Regions from separate parts of the Mus musculus genome. Here region 2 is linked to region 1. The links are chromatin loops, found by intact Hi-C in ENCODE. Cell type or tissue: left cerebral cortex. All regions are shown on one strand. Each heading gives the region's core, and the rest is flanking DNA. Links, peaks and the distances in the headings are about the cores only. Region 1 holds the start of 1700029H14Rik (RIKEN cDNA 1700029H14 gene). Region 2 overlaps Rasa3 (RAS p21 protein activator 3).

Region 1 (8,497 bases), core at 1-8,000:
CCCTGACGCCACAACCTTTCCCTTCTCCTTCTCGGTTGCTTTGCTGGCGGATGGGATGACGAGTTGTAGTTTGGTGGTGGAGTGAAATGTGGCTCCTGGTAAATGTGTCCCCCAGCTCTGAGAAAGATTACTGTGCTGTTCCTTGTTCTTTAGCCTCTCTGACCCCCCCCCCGAATCACTTGGCTTATGCATGGTTTCGGGGGGTGGAGGGAAGGCAGGAGGCACGGTGCTGCCACCATAGGAGTTGGTGGTGGGGATGTCACTCTGGATAAGCACCCCCATTCATTCATTTATTCAAGTAGGGCCGGCCCTCCACAATACTTACTCATCTTCAGACAAGTCTCCTATGTTGGGGAGCCTCTTCTCTTCTTTGATGGCACAGGTGATGACCTGGGGAGGCAGCACAACAACCTAGGGAGCCCACCCAAGAGACAGAGGCCAGGCCCTGGGACCCTCAATGTCCTGCCAAACTATACTCTGTTGAGTGGGAATTTGCCCATCAGGGACCCTGGCTCCTTATGTGACACTCCATGGCCCCTGGGGTAGGATGGGGGAACCTGGCTGGCCCCTTGGTCTAGCTCTTCTGCTGGTTGACCTTTCCGGAGTCCTTAGAACTCAGGGCCTCATAGAGCAGTAGCCTCAGAGATTTAATGGCCAGGGTTTCTTTCTTTCTTTCTTTCTTTCTTTCTTTCTTTCTTTCTTTCTTTCTTTCTTTCTTTTTTTTTTTTGGTGTGTGTGTGATTCAAAACCTAAAGGTATAGCAGGTGTAAACTGGAAAATAACCAACCCTCAGGCACCCTTCAAACTTGTCAACAGAGATGCTCAGGAATCACCCAAAAAGACTTCTGCTCATTACAGCAGAGAAGCAGAGGAAGAGACACCAAATAACTATGTTGGCAAGCCACTGAGAAAACCTCATCATTTTATGGATGATGGTGGTGATGATGGTGATGTAGACATTATTATAGATAATAATAATGGCAGTGATATTGGTGATGATGGTGATGGTGATGATGATGTGGTGGTGGTGATAGTGATAGTAAGGACAGAGATATTGGTGATGGTGGTGGTGGTGTTGATGGTGACAATGATAATGAGCATGAAAATATGGTGACAGACATAAAAATGCAATCGTCGTTACAGTAGTGATAATATTAATGTTAATGGTGGCCCCCACCAGTGGTGATGGCGGTGATGATGGTGATGTAGAGAGATGGTGAGACAGCAGTGTTGTGATCATGGTAATGATATCGGTGACACTTAGTTCCAAGCTCGCAAAACTGTGACCTTGGAACACAGTTTTGCGAGCTTTAGGAAACAACCCTAAGATGCTGCAGTTACTATGGTTTGCATTCCGTGATGGAGCATCGAGCACAAGAGGGTCTGAGTGGTTTGAGCAGTCACTGACAAAGCCATACACTTCCTATTCTCCCAGCTCCAAGTGCACCATTTCCTCCCCACAGCACAATTCCTACAGATGCTCTGGGTACTCAAGGGCACAGGGTGATGCTAAAGGGAGGGAGACAGAGATAGAGAGAGACAGAGACAGAGACAGACAGACACAGAGACATACAGAGAGACAGAGAGGGATAAAGACAGGGAGACAGAGACATACAGAGAGAGTCAGAGAGACGGAGACACACAGAAAGACAGAGAGATAGAGACAGAGACAGATAGTGACAGGAACAGACACACACACAAAGACAGAGGCAGAGACAGACACGTACAGACAGACACACAGACAGACACAGAGAGACAAAGATTGAGACAGAGAGACAGAGACATACAGACAGACAGGGACAGACACAGAGGCAGACACAGACAGACAGACAGACACACAGAGACAGAGAAAGAGAGAGAGAGAGAACATAGGTGTTCTCATTCTATTCCCAAAGGCCGTTCCTCAGCACCAGCACCATGGAGGGTCCCTGGAATGCCTGGCCTTGGATCTCTCCTCCCGCTTCATCATGTGTCAGTTATGTCCCAGCCCACAGTGCAGACACTTTCCCAGTGGGTAGTTTGGATTTCTGGGCTGAAGGGTTTTGCCTGTACCTCCTCCTCAGTATGGTCTCCCAGGTCGATCTCCACAAACACAGATGGTTTCTAAGGATGGAAGTGATAATTTATGAGTGAGCTTGACAGAATGCAGCCTTGTAGACATCTGGGCCTGAGTGGTTCCACTAGATTCTGGTGATTACAGAGGCCCCATGGTAACAGACAGCAAAGTGTCCAGAGGGTTAGCTCTGGGCAGAAGAGGGGGGAGTATGCCCTTCTGCCTCATTGCTACCTATTGGAAACAAGTTACTGATATTCCAAGGGGTTTCTTCCTTCTTGACTTTGGTTGTTAGGGCCTTCAGGTGACAAGGTACCTGAGACCTGGGGACCTCTCCTCATCCCTGATCTACTGGGAGCACATGGGTCACCTCCATACTCTTGTCTAGAGCCACATTCACTGACATGAGATCTACTCCACAAGATGGGATGATCCAACAGCTCAGGACATGCCACCTTGTTCTCTGTTTGGCACTTTGGCTGGCCCAGAATCTTACCAAGGACTATCTTTTGTAAAGTCCTGGTGAAGAATGGGTGCTACTGCCACCTTTCCATGTGACACGGGTTGGGAAAGAGGAGAAAGCTACCTTCCTTCATGAAGGTCACTGCGAGATTTATGATTCAGTATGATGTATGGAAGATGCACCTCAGTGGCCAAGGTCAGGTGTGTCTTCAGTCACCACACCTGGGTTTGGGTCTCTGGGTGGGCTAAGCTCAACTGGAAGGTGGAATCTTTTCAATCCACACCGTTAGTGACTTCATTGTTTGGCAAGCTAGGGCAGGATGTTGCAGGATCAGGCAAATCCAGTCCAGAGCTTGGTCCCTCAACCCCTTACCAGCTCAGTTGGACAGCACAGCACCTGCTTAGATGGCTTTATGGGCTAAGCCTACAGTGTGCTCATAGCCCACTGGAATTTGTCTACAGATAGACTTAAATATCTTAACTCCTGTAGCTAAAGTAAGCAGCTCTTGCCTGCTTTTCTAGAAGGTGATCCAGCTTCGTGGACTCAGAATGCTGCTCCTGTAAACCCAAGAAGACACCAATAGCTAAGTAGAGGGACACCTCACAGGATGGCAGACAGAGTGGGTGGACCACCAAGGCCTGACCTCAGCCGCAGAGATACATCGTCCTTTGCAGGCATCGTCCTGCTCCCCTGTGGCACTGGCCTCTGAGTCACTCTTCTCTGGGTCCATTTTTGCACACTTGAGGTCCATTTTTTCCACCTCATCCTGGCTCCCTTTCTTCCTGTCGTCCTCTAGGCTCACCCGACTGGAGGTAAGTGTGATAGGGGCGTCAAAGAAGCAGTGTAGAATAAGTGTCAGGACAGGAGTCACTTGCTGTCTTCCTGGCTCCTCCCCTAATGCTAGGAGTGGGGTATACCCATGGGCCCTTTGGAGGCAAAAAGAAAGACCCTCCTATTCCCTCTAACGATTCATCTTGTCTGGAGACACCAGCCCCACTCCCTCCAGGTAGAGACTTTAGTTAGGGCACCAGTGAATGGATCCATGCCTGTCACTCATGACCACCTTAGTAGCTCCCAACCCCGTGTGTTTTGTTGAGTGTGGTTTGGGGGACTGGAGTAGGAACGGGGAACACAGCTGCCTCCTCACAGCTACAGTTCCCAAAGGGAAGACTCAAGATAGCTGCTGGCCTTTGACATATTTGGGGTTACATTACCCAAAGTCCCTGTCCTTTATCTGAGTCTAGAGGGATGCCGTAGGCCTATGTGACATGTTGGTACCCAGTTCCAGCAACCAATGACACCTTCAGTGGCTTCTTAGTCGCCAACATCCTTCTACCTCAAGATTTCCTAGTCTAGTACCTTTCACTGGTACTGGATCATGGGAAGTCATTTATAAACAAGTGGTCTGGCCTGTTCCTGGTCCACAGTGAATGGACTTTGAGAACTGAGGAAAGCCCTTGGGTTCCATGATTTTTAAGCCCTCTAGAGGGCAGATGGTGGGAAGTATTGAGGGATGGCCCCTGTGTTAGGTGGCCAGACATCTTGTTCTAGCTGACCAATACCGAGGCTGGTTATGCACCCTCCCTGCTCAGCAAGGAGATCTCGATGGGCCCAGCTGACATGAGACAGGGTGCAGATTCCTTTCTGGGAGAGGCACATGGAGATATTTGTTGAGATACTACCACCAAGTCAGCTCGATGGCAGACAAGGACCAGCCAGAAGGGCTGCCTAGGAAGTGAAGAATGCTATCTGCGGTTTAGAGACACACTACGGTGGCTTCTGCTTTTATGACAAGTCTCTTGGATAAAGAGGCTTCTCAACCCTACCAACCATCCCTTTATTCAAAGGATTCAGTTTCCTTTGGGTCCCTCCACCCCCACCTAAGTCCTAACCCCCAGTGGAGGGCTCCAAGCCCACTCCCCACACCCCAATTGTCACATTTCAGAAGAAGGCCGCTTCCACTTACTAGGTGCCGTCATCCGTGTCACTTCTTGGGTCTTTGCCTTGGTCCTCAGAGTCTGAGGAGCAAGGGCAGTTGGTTAATATGTGAGTATTCTAAACATGATACGACGGCTCCTGCATCTAGGACTTCCCACAGTTTGCTATCTCACAGGCTCACTGTCCTGCCTGGTTCTCCTCGGGGCAGGCTCAAGGCCAGCCTGAGACTAACAGCCATAGCTAGCAAGACTTCCCTTTCTCATCTTTGTTGGCTCCTTTGGCCATGCTCCAAGGATACGTCTATTCCTTCTGCCCCAACACCTTCCATGACCGAGCTTGCACTCTGAGCCCACTTCATGCATTGTTGTAAAAGCACAACCTCCATTGCTTTCTTAGTATATGTTTGTGACCCAGCCCAGGCATCCCTGGCCTCCTGGGACACACTCACAGGCCTGCAAATGTCCTTATCTCAGTGTGGATTATTGAAGAGGCAGAACAGGAGATAAGAAGGGACCTTCCCAAGATGGCCACTGGCTGGAAATGGGATGACTTGTTCAGGAACATCCTGACCCCCATGCCTCACAGCGCTGAGGCCCATCATTGGGGTGATCTTGATTATCCTCTATCCTATCAGGCAGGAGGTACCTTGAATGTGCTCAAGGCTGAGGGGACCCTAACAAGCTGACATGAATTCCCTAGCTTCAGAGCAATAACTGTAGGGAGCTGTGCCAGGTGATCCTGGTTTTGGGGGGTGGGGGCAGGGAGGGCGCTAGTTGGCTGTGAGCTCTTCCAACTTGGCGTACTCCTTCTGCATGTAACTTCCTCCCCCAAACTTCCAGGGACCTGGCAGTTCAGCATAGTGTTCAATGGGAAGAGTTGTGCACAGATAACGTCTTTGAGGCTATATTCTGGGCTCTCCCCCAGAGTTGCCGTCTGGGCCAGACCTCAGCTGGAATTACCTGTTCCCCACAGTGGCTTTGTGACTCAGACAGAAATTCCAAAGTGCTAGAGAAGAGTTCTTATAGATCAAGCCCAGAGCGTGAGTTGGAGGGCTCCCTTACAGAGCTGGCTGGCCCTTTCCTGGGGGTTAACTTGCAGGCTAGTTGAGGGAAGTACAGGACAAACTTCCTCACCAGTTGATCCTCTTAGTCTTTCCATCCATTTCAAACCTCACCCCAATCTCCCATGCCTTCTCTCATAGAGATGCCGGCTGCTTAGCCACCTGCCTCCTTTCCAGAAAGGAGCCTGTCCCTTCTTGTACTTAGCACACCTGGCCTTGGTCTGTACCCTGTGTCCCTTTCTCAGGAGATCCCGTGCTTGTCTCTGCATTGTCTGAAGTGCTGTACTCAGAGTTGTTGACATCTGTGGATGTCCCAACAGTGAGAAGCAGAAGGCTGAGGCCTTCTGGCCAGGGCTGAGGGATGTTACACAGCTCTGCACTGTAATTCAGACCTTGGCAGTTCTCACATGCCCCAGGGAGAAAAAAGGGTAGGTTTCAGTTCAATCCCAGCCTCAGATAACAGTCTAGAGGGTCAAATAATGAAGGTGCCTGATAGGAGGTCTGCTGGTGACTTATTTTCAGAAGATTTAAAAATGGACGGGGAGGGTTGGAGAAACGGTGCTCAATGTAATTCCAAAGGTCTCAATTTTGATTTCCAAAACGCACATGGGACTCAAGTCTAATTCCAATGCCAGGGGATCCAAGGCCCTCTTTTGGTCTCTGCAGCACTGCATGTCCATAGTGTACATACACACGTGCAGGCAAAACACCCATATGTAAGATAAAAGGACTGGAAGCTCCCCACACTCCCAGAAACATGTACACATGTGACTGTGTTCCAGAAGACGCTAACTATTAGGAGACTCTTCCAGCCCTGATCTTTCTTATTAAGAAAAGCCCCAAGCAAAGAGCGGTCAAAAGAAAGGCAGGGTTTCCATTGCTTGGTGCAGTTCTGGAGTTGGAAACCAGCTACCTTCTCCTAATGGCAATGTGTCTTGCATGATACACCTACTGCCCATGTCCAGATGTCCACAAACTGTACTTTCTTAAGGCTGGGCCAGGTCTGCCTGCCCTCCCAGTCCTCCAGGAGGGAGCCACCCCTTACCTAGCTCCTTGCGTAGCAGCTTCCTGATGCAGACTGGTGGATCCCCCTTCTGGTGCAAGCCACCCACACTCCTGCTCCTCTGGAGTTCCGCCCCGTCACTGGCGGCCTTGAGGTATGCAGGGGTTATTCCTGAGGGCAGGGCGCCAGGCCCAGGCCGGTGCTTCCTGTGCGCGGCGGGGTCCTTCTCCATCCTGACCCAGAGGGAAGGAGGGCGTCACCAGCACAGCCTCAGACCAAAGGCATCTCTGCCAGCCTCTCCCTGCCTCTCTGCCAGCAAAGTGGTCCAGCGCGATCTCACTCACTGTTGCTATGACGCTGCTGTGACATCACAAGATAGAGCTGGATGGTTGTTGAGGGCTGTCCCAGAGGTCATGCTGGCTCTAGGTTTTTTGGTTTGGTTTTTTTTTTTTTTTTTTTTTTTTTTTTTGAGTTTGGCAGTTTGCTATCTGCCACTTTCCTGTACTTCGGTATTCTTTAACAGCGAGGGGCTTCTAGATGGCAGTGTCTCACAAATGTGTGCTCCTGAAGCCAGTGCTCTCTCCCATTTGAGAATCTTCCTGTTTCTATGGGCGTGAGGATGGCAGGAAGCAGAGTCAGGAAAATAAATGGCCCTGGGGCAGTGTGATCTGGTTTACATTCAGGCCCGTGGGTCAAAACTTACCACTGAGAGCAGGGCTTGGTGGGAGACATTTTGATGACTTACACAGACAGAGAAACCTGCCCACACAGGACCTCGACCTCAGTTGGGAACATGTCTCCCAGCTGAAGGCTAGAAATCAAGGAGGGGCAGGGATGTCTCCCCTGCAGCCTCTCCCAGGGTCTACAGATGTCATCTTCATGGACTATCCCCCCAATCTGTTTCTTCAGCTCCTCTATGACAGCAAACACAGTGGATTGGGGCTCCCCCCTGGTGCCAACATAGCATACAACTCTCCCCTGAGGGGATAGACATTTGCTTTACAGCTAAATACAAGTGACCACTGCCTCAGAGCACATTCAAACGAACACAAACTCAGTGTTCCAACCTACTAACCGTTGGACAAATTTTTTTCTTTTAAATTATGAGTATGTGTATGTCTGCGTGTGGATATGTGTTATGTGGATACGTGTTAGGGATTGGTCTGGTGCTGCTGTGTATTCAAATGCTAAATACTGGCTCCCAAGACCTGGTTGTGCCCAGTGAGCAGATCCTTATGTATACCAGTGATGCTATGAAAACCTTGCTCCCCAATTTAAAACCACTGGCTAAATAAAGGTGGCTATAGCCAGTTACTGGGGAGAATATGAAAGATGCGGTTTCAGACACTGGGCTGGGGGTTGCAGGTGGGGACCACGAGGAGGAGAAAGAGGGTGGATGAAGAGGGAACCGGAGACTCCCATTACATGTGATGGAGCAGGATCAGGTGCCCAAATGAAACGCACCCCCACCCCACCCCCAACCCCAGGTCAGACTTCTGGACCAGAAGTAACTGAGGTGGGATTCGAACAGCCAATTTTTGCTTTGGAGGAGAGCAGCTGAGAACAATACAGGCAGCCACGTGAAGTTAGAAAGGATTGCTGCATTAGATTAGCAGATAAAAATAAAAATAACTCCATGCAGAAAAAAGAAGGTATGTTATGTTGGGAGATTTTACATTTGTTCCATAGGAAAAGAAAAGCTATGGAGTCCTTCCAAATTGTTAAAGATCAATAAAGATCAGATACGACTGGAGAAGAGTCAAACCGCAAGTATTGGGGGAGTGCAGCTGGGAAATTAAGTATAATAATCTATAGAAATATAGATTAGGGGTAATTCCCCAATAATTGTACAAGACAGAATGAAATAATCCATAGGACTCTGCCTCGGTTATTGGGGGGGGGACTGGCTGTGTCATATTAATAACTATAGTTTCTTAAACTCGATTCTAGTTATGCGCGCATGTGAGTGCAGGTGCTGGC
Region 2 (8,503 bases), core at 236-8,235, 45 kb after region 1:
TTGAGATGAATATCAAGAATGTCCGAGAACAGAGGCGGTGACAGGTGGCCCGGTTCCACTGTATGAGGTCCTGAGAGGAGCTAATCGGAGTTCCTAGACCTTGTCACACAGCAGGGACTACCCTACTGAGTTCGCTGGGGACAAGGGAAGTACCTTCAGCATCATTCATCAGATACATGGGGGGAAAACCAGAGTCCACTCTCAGCACTCACGGGACGGACTAGAAACTGGTAACCAAAAGAAACCCTCCAAATACACGAAGATTACGACTTCCAAATATCACTCTGGTTAGAGAAGTCTTAAGGCAAATTTAAAAGTATTTTTAAATAAATGAAAATGAAAGTACAGCTTAGCAGGATTCGTGGGATGCATGTTCTGGGAAGGAGAAAGACCCGGAATCAGTAAATTAGGACAGAGTTATCCTCCGAAAGCAGAAATAACCAAACACACACACACACACACACACACACACACACACACCAAAAACAGCAAAATCTGAAAAGCAGGAAGTGAGAGGAAATCAAAACCCCAAACAGATCCGCTGAAGAGATCGTTGAAGCGATAGACCTGTAGTCAGGTTACCCAAACAAAAAGAGAAAGACGCAACTTCCCAAGACCTCAGTGAGGGTGTGTCCAACCTGAGCATGCAAAGGAACGCCGCCTGTGCAGCAAGCGGGTTGTGGCCCACTTAACACCGAGGGTGTGTACTTTGGGAAACAATGACTGCCAACGCTGTTATGAAGGGGGCTGTCAAGGCTCCAGGAAGATGGACACAGCTCAGATCTCTGCTTAGTGTCCCCAAAAACTTAACTGGTAACAAAATTTCGAATGTATTGCTGCCTCATGAAACTGAGAGGACTCCTGGCCAGGTCATCATGAGAGGGTGGCTCCTTAAGGGACACTCCCCTCTAAACCATCCCTACCAGCCTGAGTGGTCACTAGGCCAAGGCAGGGAGAAATGTGGAGATGGCTCTAGGTGAGATTTGTGTAGCCAAGACCGGATGAGGCACGCACAAAACAAACAAACAAACAAACAAACAAAAGCAAACAAACCCAGAGGCAGGACTGGGCCAGGGAAGGAAGTCAACACTTTTCTCAGCTCCCATGCTTTCAAAAACCCCAGAGAAAAAAGTGGCCCTTGACCATGGGCAACCACTGGCAACCTTTTATATGATCTGACACTAAAGACACACTCCCAAACACTCTGGGAGAGGTGGCATGCCCACCCCTTCTCTGACCAAGATGGTATTTGCCTGTATGAATGGCAGATCTAGGGTGACATACCATATGTCCTGAATACATTACATGTCCATAACCAGTTCAGAAACACAGATATGGGGTGTTGCAGTAGGGGAGGGGCCAGTGCCATCCTTCTCCATACCATTCAGAACCAGAGGATGCTGGAGGCTGTGGGGCGCCACGCCAGCTGCAGCCCCTGCCTTCCTGACAGGGCCATCCCCGTAGCTGACGAGTCTCTGTGAAGGGAGCAGCAGAAGTGGCTGGTTCTATATAATAAAGCGGCTCATCAAAGACCTCTGAACAGCGTTGGTTCCAGAAGGAAGCAAGACATTTAGCTGTCTTTTTCTCCACTTCTAGTGACACATGGTTTCTCTTGTGGGCCCCGTTCCCTCTGCTGTAATGTGTGATTCCTTCCCACAAATTACAAAACAGGTGGATCCAAGAACCCAAATGCCACTCTCTCTGCCCTTCTAGAAACTGTAAATGTGACATTTTCAAAACAAGCCACAGCTGCGGAGCAAAGATGGCGGTTACCATTTAAAGGTCAGGCTAAGGGGAGGTGCCGCCTCCCTATCTCGGCCACTGTGAATGAAGTTCTAGTGTCACACTCACCAGAGAGGGACCGAGTCCTACAGAGACCTACTTATCCCTCAGCCCAGCAACAGCAGCGAAGACTTATTTTTTTTTAATTATTTTTTTTTGAGATTTATTTCTTTTTACGTATGTGGGGATTCTGCCTGCATGCACTACTGTGTGTCACGTGCATGCAGTGCCTGCGGTAGCCAGAAGAGGGCGTTAAATCTCCTGGAACTGGAGTTATAGTTGGCTGAGGACTACCAAGGGGATGCTGGGCTTTCTTTAATTATTGCTCCATTTCTCCAGCCTTTTCAATTGCCTTTCAGGATCCTAGGTCTCAGACGACTAGAGGGCTGAGGTCAAGATCTATTTTCACTGACATACACGCCAAGCTTCAAGGAAAAATTGAGCTGCCCCAATGATGCCTTAGTCACCTTCCAGCATTGAGAAGAAATCCCCCTCCAGACATGAGATTGACATATGCATCTATACCGATAGCTTTGTGGTGATAAAATGGTTCTGAATCTTGATTGTAGTAGCTGTGATACAAATGTGTACAAGGGCTAAAGTTGCAAAGACATCTACTAGCCCAGCAGTATCAATAACTCACATGGTTAACAGGTATGTAAAATGTGGTTCAGGCCCCCAGCCTAAGGAAGGCAGGGATCCTGACACAGTACAACATTCATGGACCTGTGATGTAACACTCGTCTAACGAGACCGTCCCAAGAGATGAACTCACCTGAGTTCTAAGCAAAGTCGCTGCCTACCCACCCACCCACGCCCTCACTCCTGGCCCAGTGGAGTGGTAGATTCTGAGCCTGGGAACCTGGGTTTAATGGGTTGAAAGAGATCTGGAGAAGGGTAATGGCAAAGAACACAGGAATGCCCACGATGGCACTGAGCTGTACTTAGCAATGGTTAGAGTGGCAAGGTTTATGAGACACTAAAATCCCTGAACAGTGTGTGCATGAACTGCATGCGTGTGCATGTGTGTGTGCATGTGTGTATGCATGTGTGTGCGTGCATGTATGTGTACATGCATGTGTGTGTGTATTCTTGTGCATGTGTGTGCACATGCGCATACAGATGCTTGTGTACCTGTGTGTGCATGTGTGTGTATGTATATGTACATGTATGTGTGTGCTTGCGTGTGCATGCGTGCTTGTGCGTACACTGGTGAGATCAGACAGAATAAGTACACAGTCATGTGACCTGTACCAGCCACGCCTGGGTGCTCACAAATGTTATCCCTCTGAACCGGTAAGCCAGCCCCAATCAAATGTTGTCCTTTATAAGACTTGCCTTGGTCATGGTGTCTGTTCACATCAGTGAAAACCTAACTAAGACAGTTAGAAAGGCCAGGCTAGGGGGGCTTTAGACGGGGAAAAAGATAACATCCAAACTTCCTGGCAATATTCCTGTGGACTTCTGTTTGCAGCGTCCTGTGAACCTGCAGCCATTTAAAAATTCAATGCCTAATAAACAGCAAAGACTTGTTAATGAACTCTAACTCGAGGAAGACTACGCCTGGAAGGGATCTTGCAGCTCTGTGCAGGTGCTGAGCTGACCTTGGCCTTGGGAATCTAAGGAGGAATAAGGCTGAAACTCCTGGCAATGGAGAAGCTTCCTGAGCCAGGGAGGGAAGGGGGACTGTTGCCTTCAGAAAAGGCTCTCCTTTCCTGCCGGAGAACCATGATTGCTTCCGTAGGTGATCGCTGCATTACTTAGCTCCCACGGCACAAGTGGGCCCTTGGGAGGCTGGGTCAATGAATTGGAAATTACATGTGTCCCTCCGTGAGTGAAATTTCTGCATGCTCATTTGCACCGTGGCCATGAGATTCTACTCAGTGCCTCACTTTCTCTTGTGCTGATCTCACTGCCAACTCTACGGGTGGATGACCTTTGGCCTTGACACCCTTGCCCTGTGCTTAGAAAAGCCAGACTGAGGAAGAGAACCTTGAGGATGTGGGGCAGGCAGACTAGCCTCGTCTGTAGTCTTGGAGTCCTAGGACACAAGGATGCACAGCTCAGAGCTTCCCCCGTTAACTGTTAGTAAATTCTTTCTGCTGAGTTCTTTCCTACAACCCGGCTCTTTACAGTATGTCTGTTTCATGGACTTTCCCCAGACTCTATCTACTCAGGATAAAACCAGCATAAACCTCCATATCCCACAATGCACCTAGCACTGCTAGGCTACATGTAAGTCTCCATGGCCTACAAAACCTCTACTTTATACAGATGAGGCTTGCAGAGGCTGACCAACTACCCATGTTACTCCTGAACAGGGGAGCTGAATTCTGTGACCCAGCTCCCAGCCATAACATGGACATAGCAGGCAAAGTGAAAGGTCATTGCAGCTGTCCTTTATCTAAAACCAGGGCTCATGACAAGGGCCACAGTCATAAACAGGTTTGCACCCTGGGCATGTGACACCTGCCATCCCCTCTTACAGGCAATTTTAAGAGTGGCCATGCTAAGGTCAGTGTGATGGTTTATATATGCTTGGTCCAGGAAGTGGCACTATTAGAGGTGTGGCCTTGTTGAGGTGGGTGTGTCACTGTGGGTGTGGGCTTAAGACCCTCATCCTAGCTGCCTGGAAGTCTGTCTTCCACTAGCAGCCTTCAGATGAAGATGTAGAACTCTCAGCTCCTCCTGCACTGTGCCTGCCTGGATGCTGCCCTGCTCCCCTGCACTCCCCCTCCCCATGATAATGGACTGAACCTCTGAACCTTTAAGCCAGCCCCAATCAAATGTTGTCCTTTATAAGACTAGCCTTGGTTATGGTGTCTGTTTACAGCAGTAAAAACCTAACTAAGACAGTTAGAAAAGCCAGGTTAGGAGGTTTTATGCTGCTCATCAAGGGACAGCCATGCCAGGCCTACCTACCTAAGTGCGCATGATCTCTCTATTTCCGTAAGCCGGGTGCTCCGTCCCAGAGGACACACTATGCAGGCACGCCATGGGGTGGTTGGCAGTTCTGTGGCTCAGCTACTCTCTCCAGGAATAGCAGCACTGAGCATGCTACCCAAGTTTACGATTTGCTCTTTGCCGCTTCTTTCCCCCACCTTCTGTATTTTAAAGTTGCTTCCATCTGCCTGACAACGCACACCAGCAGCCAGAGCAACAAACATGACCGAGGAACAGGGCTGCAGAGCTCAGCCACAGAGGTGAAGACGCAGCCTGCTGGCTCCTCTCCATCTCAGGCCCACAGCCTGAGCTTATCTTACCCCAACCCAACCCACGTGCAAATCTCACCTGCACCTCTGAGTCTGCGTCCACGTGCTGCAGCTGGAACCATGTGTCCCTGTTGTGGTACCTCTGCAAGTCTTCCTTCTGGATGGCCACCTTGCCTGGAACACAGGAAGAGAGCAAAGGTCATGGAGGGGAAACCCACAAGAGGTCAAGGGGGCTGGAGCCCCACTCCTTAGTAAGGTTAGACTCGGAGCCTCCAAGCTGCAGAGCGCACTTCACACTGGCTTTGGTCAAGGCTGCAGACTTGCCTGTTCACATAACAGCACTTCCTGCAAGCTATACGGCAGAAGAACCAGTTTTTACAGATAAGCACTCTTCCACCTCGCCTGTACTTAAGTTGCTGCAGCAGGCTGACTATAAGAGAAAGGGGCCAGTCTATTTTCAGCCATTACTGGCCTGTCAGGCTCCCACACAGCAGGTCTGGCTGTCTACCACCTCTGCTGCCACCCTTTCCACAAAATGTAGATGGGAGCAAAACACTACATAGGTTTATGATAATGTGGTAGGAATGTGTGCCTTCTAATAAAAGCTACTGAATGGGACGCAAATGTGCAATCTTTCACTTATATGTCATGTGGCATATGTACGCGTGGCAAGTGGCCATGCACATGTGCCTGAAGGACAGTGGCTGCCACAGGGGCCCTCTTTCCCTCCCCCACCTGGTGGGTGTTCCTTTGATTTTTCCACTATAGGGTCCTGAGGCCTCTGACCGCTGAAGACAGCTACTGTGTGGCTCTTGCAAAACAGACCTTTGTCCCACAGTGGGAGGTGGTTTTTTTTTTTTTTTTTTTTTTTTGTCTCTAGTGAATTATCCCACATGAAACAAAAGTTTCATAAGATCGAGCTTATGTCTGTGGAGAAGGATAACAAAATCCTGCGGCTCTGGGCTCGGCTCTCTCTGGACAGCAGGCTAACCTCTGAAGCTCGAGGCTGGGAGACCTATCTATGTCCTTGCTACCCTGTGCTTCCGGGGCTGACGCCGGCATAGGGGGTGCTGGCCTTTGCAGAATACTCATCCTGACTCCCATTCCTTAGACATCGCTACTAGCATTTGTTTTTGAAGTCCTTCACTCAACTTTTACAAGACTCAAAACATTCAGAAGGAAGAAACATCAAAGCGGCATCTCCCTTCTAAGGTCCAGTATCTCCTGGGGTCCAGCATCTCCCTCCTGGGGTCCAGCATCTCCCTCCTGGCGCCTAGCATCTCCCTCCTGGGGTCCAGCATCTCCCTCCTGGGGTCCAGCATCTCCCTCCTGGGGTCCAGCATCTCCCTCCTGGGGCCCAGCATCTCCCTCCTGGGGTCCAGCATCTCCCTCCTGGGACCCAGCATCTCCCTCCTGGGGTCCAGCATCTCCCTCCTGGCGCCTAGCATCTCCCTCCTAGGGTCCAGCATCTCCCTCCTGGGGCCTAGCATCTCCCTCCTAGGATCCAGCATCTCCCTCCTGGGGTCAGCATCTCCCTCCTGGGGTCAGCATCTCCCTCCTGGGGCCCAGCATCTCCCTCCTGGGGTCAGCATCTCCCTCCTGGGGCCCAGCATCTCCCTCCTGGTGTCCAGCATCTCCCTCCTGGGGTCCAGCATCTCCCTCCTGGGGCCCAGCATCTCCCTCCTGGGACCCAGCATCTCCCTCCTGGTGTCCAGCATCTCCCTCCTGGGGTCCAGCATCTCCCTCCTGGGGCCCAGCATCTCCCTCCTGGGACCCAGCATCTCCCTCCTGGTGTCCAGCATCTCCCTCCTGGGGTCCAGCATCTCCCTCCTGGGGTCAGCATCTCCCTCCTGGGGTCAGCATCTCCCTCCTGGGGTCAGCATCTCCCTCCTGGGACCCAGCATCTCCCTCCTGGGGCCCAGCATCTCCCTCCTGGGGCCCAGCATCTCCCTCCTGGGGTCCAGCATCTCCCTCCTGGGGTCAGCATCTCCCTCCTGGGGTCAGCATCTCCCTCCTGGGGTCAGCATCTCCCTCCTGGGGTCAGCATCTCCCTCCTGGGGTCAGCATCTCCCTCCTGGGGTCAGCATCTCCCTCCTGGAGTCAGCATCTCCCTCCTGGGGTCAGCATCTCCCTCAGACAGTGAGGAAGATTACACGTGGAATTCTAGCTGCACCACACAGTTCTATAACTGTTTTCCTCGAATGACGACATAAGTATGTCTCACAAAGTAGCTCCACTGGGAAAGTCCACAGTGAGAGGAAACATCGGCGCATGCATGAGTTGCTCTATCTTGGAGATGGGGAGGAGCCTTAGTTGGATCTGCGCTTTCTGAAGCTCGGGTCACAAGGCTCGTGTGTATCATGATCTGAGCTCACCGTCCTCCCTAAACTGCCACACTTCCTCCCCAGTGCCTGGGTCAGCAGTGTGGGCGCCAGGTGCTCTGGTTCATCTGGGACCTTTTAACAAAATGCTCGAAGTGAGGACTTCTGTGTCAAGAAGCTGGTGTGAGTTCTGTGGCTGGGAGGGGTCAAGGAGCCTGATGCTTCTGTCTGACAACACAGAAGAGAAGGTGACGTCATGCAGATGTGCAAACCCATGGGGAGAACTAGTCCATTTCACAGCTGGGAGAACAAGAAGAAGCTGTTAAAGCCCTCTCCCCCCATGTGGAAGCTGGATGCCAGGAGGGAAATGCTGGGCCCCAGGAGGGAGATGCTGGACCCCAGGAGGGAGATGCTGGACCCCAGGAGGGAGATGCTGGACCCCAGGAGGGAGATGCTGGACCCCAGGAGGGAGATGCTGGACCCTAGGAGGGAAATGCTGGGCCCCAGGAGGGAGATGCTGGGCCCCAGGAGGGAGATGCTGGGCCCCAGGAGGGAGATGCTGGACCCCAGGAGGGAGATGCTGGACCCTAGGAGGGAAATGCTGGACCCCAGGAGGAGAGGCTACCATTCATCCATTCATGCATCGTCTGCTAGGCCTGGCCAGTGCCCCTGTGCTCCTGTGAGACACTTGGGGTCTTGCCTCCTCAAACAGAGTCTATTACCCTCTTCTTTAGAAGCTTCTACTGAAAGTGACTCAGTTTGGACTCCTAGAACACACATATCCGGGTCTTCAGGCCCTTTCCTCCTTGATAAGAGAAACCTGTCACCTAGAGGTCCCCATTTCTCAGGGCCTGAAAGCAAGAGGCCATCAGGTCAGCCAGTGGGTGTAGCGAGGGCTGACAGATGCCTCACAGAGTGTCTGAGGTCCTGACAGTATCTATAATACCTCAGAGAGCACCCAAGGACCCAAGCCAGCAGCGCTACATCCTGAGAGAAAAACCCCACCCCAAGACCTCAGAGGGAAACCGAACACTTCAAACACCAGATCTAAGAAGGACTCTCATGTCTAAGAAGGTACCGCAAACCCAAGAGTAGCATCAGATCCTGGGAAGCCCTCTAGCACCCCGAGAGAGCCCCAAATCTTCAAGAGAGCACCCCTCTCAAGAAGGGACTGGAGCTTGGCGGTGG

The links. Peaks named below come from ENCODE experiments on the same cell type or tissue, not always from the same donor. Only the 100,000 strongest peaks of a DNase experiment are listed, where the experiment ranks them.
Region 2: it touches region 1 in a loop (2.1-fold over the local background); 7 of 42 quality-filtered maps call a loop at or near these places.

Annotation. Positions count from the first base shown.
Region 1 is chr8:13,555,600-13,564,096 of GRCm38, forward strand. 1700029H14Rik (RIKEN cDNA 1700029H14 gene) reads right to left here and starts at 6,862. Exons shown (of 9, transcript NM_025601.3): 1 at 6,560-6,862; 2 at 4,483-4,534; 3 at 3,160-3,322; 4 at 3,026-3,073; 5 at 2,053-2,103; 6 at 326-390. The coding sequence starts at 6,749. In left cerebral cortex, for the core only: CTCF peaks have their summits at 3,982 and 6,654 (motif pointing left); a DNase peak (open chromatin) is centred at 2,106.
Region 2 is chr8:13,600,789-13,609,291 of GRCm38, forward strand. It overlaps Rasa3 (RAS p21 protein activator 3), which reads right to left. Exons shown (of 24, transcript NM_009025.2): 4 at 5,074-5,168. Among named protein-coding and RNA genes, the nearest start is that of Gm34795, 21 kb to the left of the region's middle. In left cerebral cortex, for the core only: a CTCF peak has its summit at 2,015 (motif pointing right); DNase peaks (open chromatin) are centred at 1,745, 1,986, 4,894, 5,509 and 1 more place; H3K27ac peaks cover 657 bases.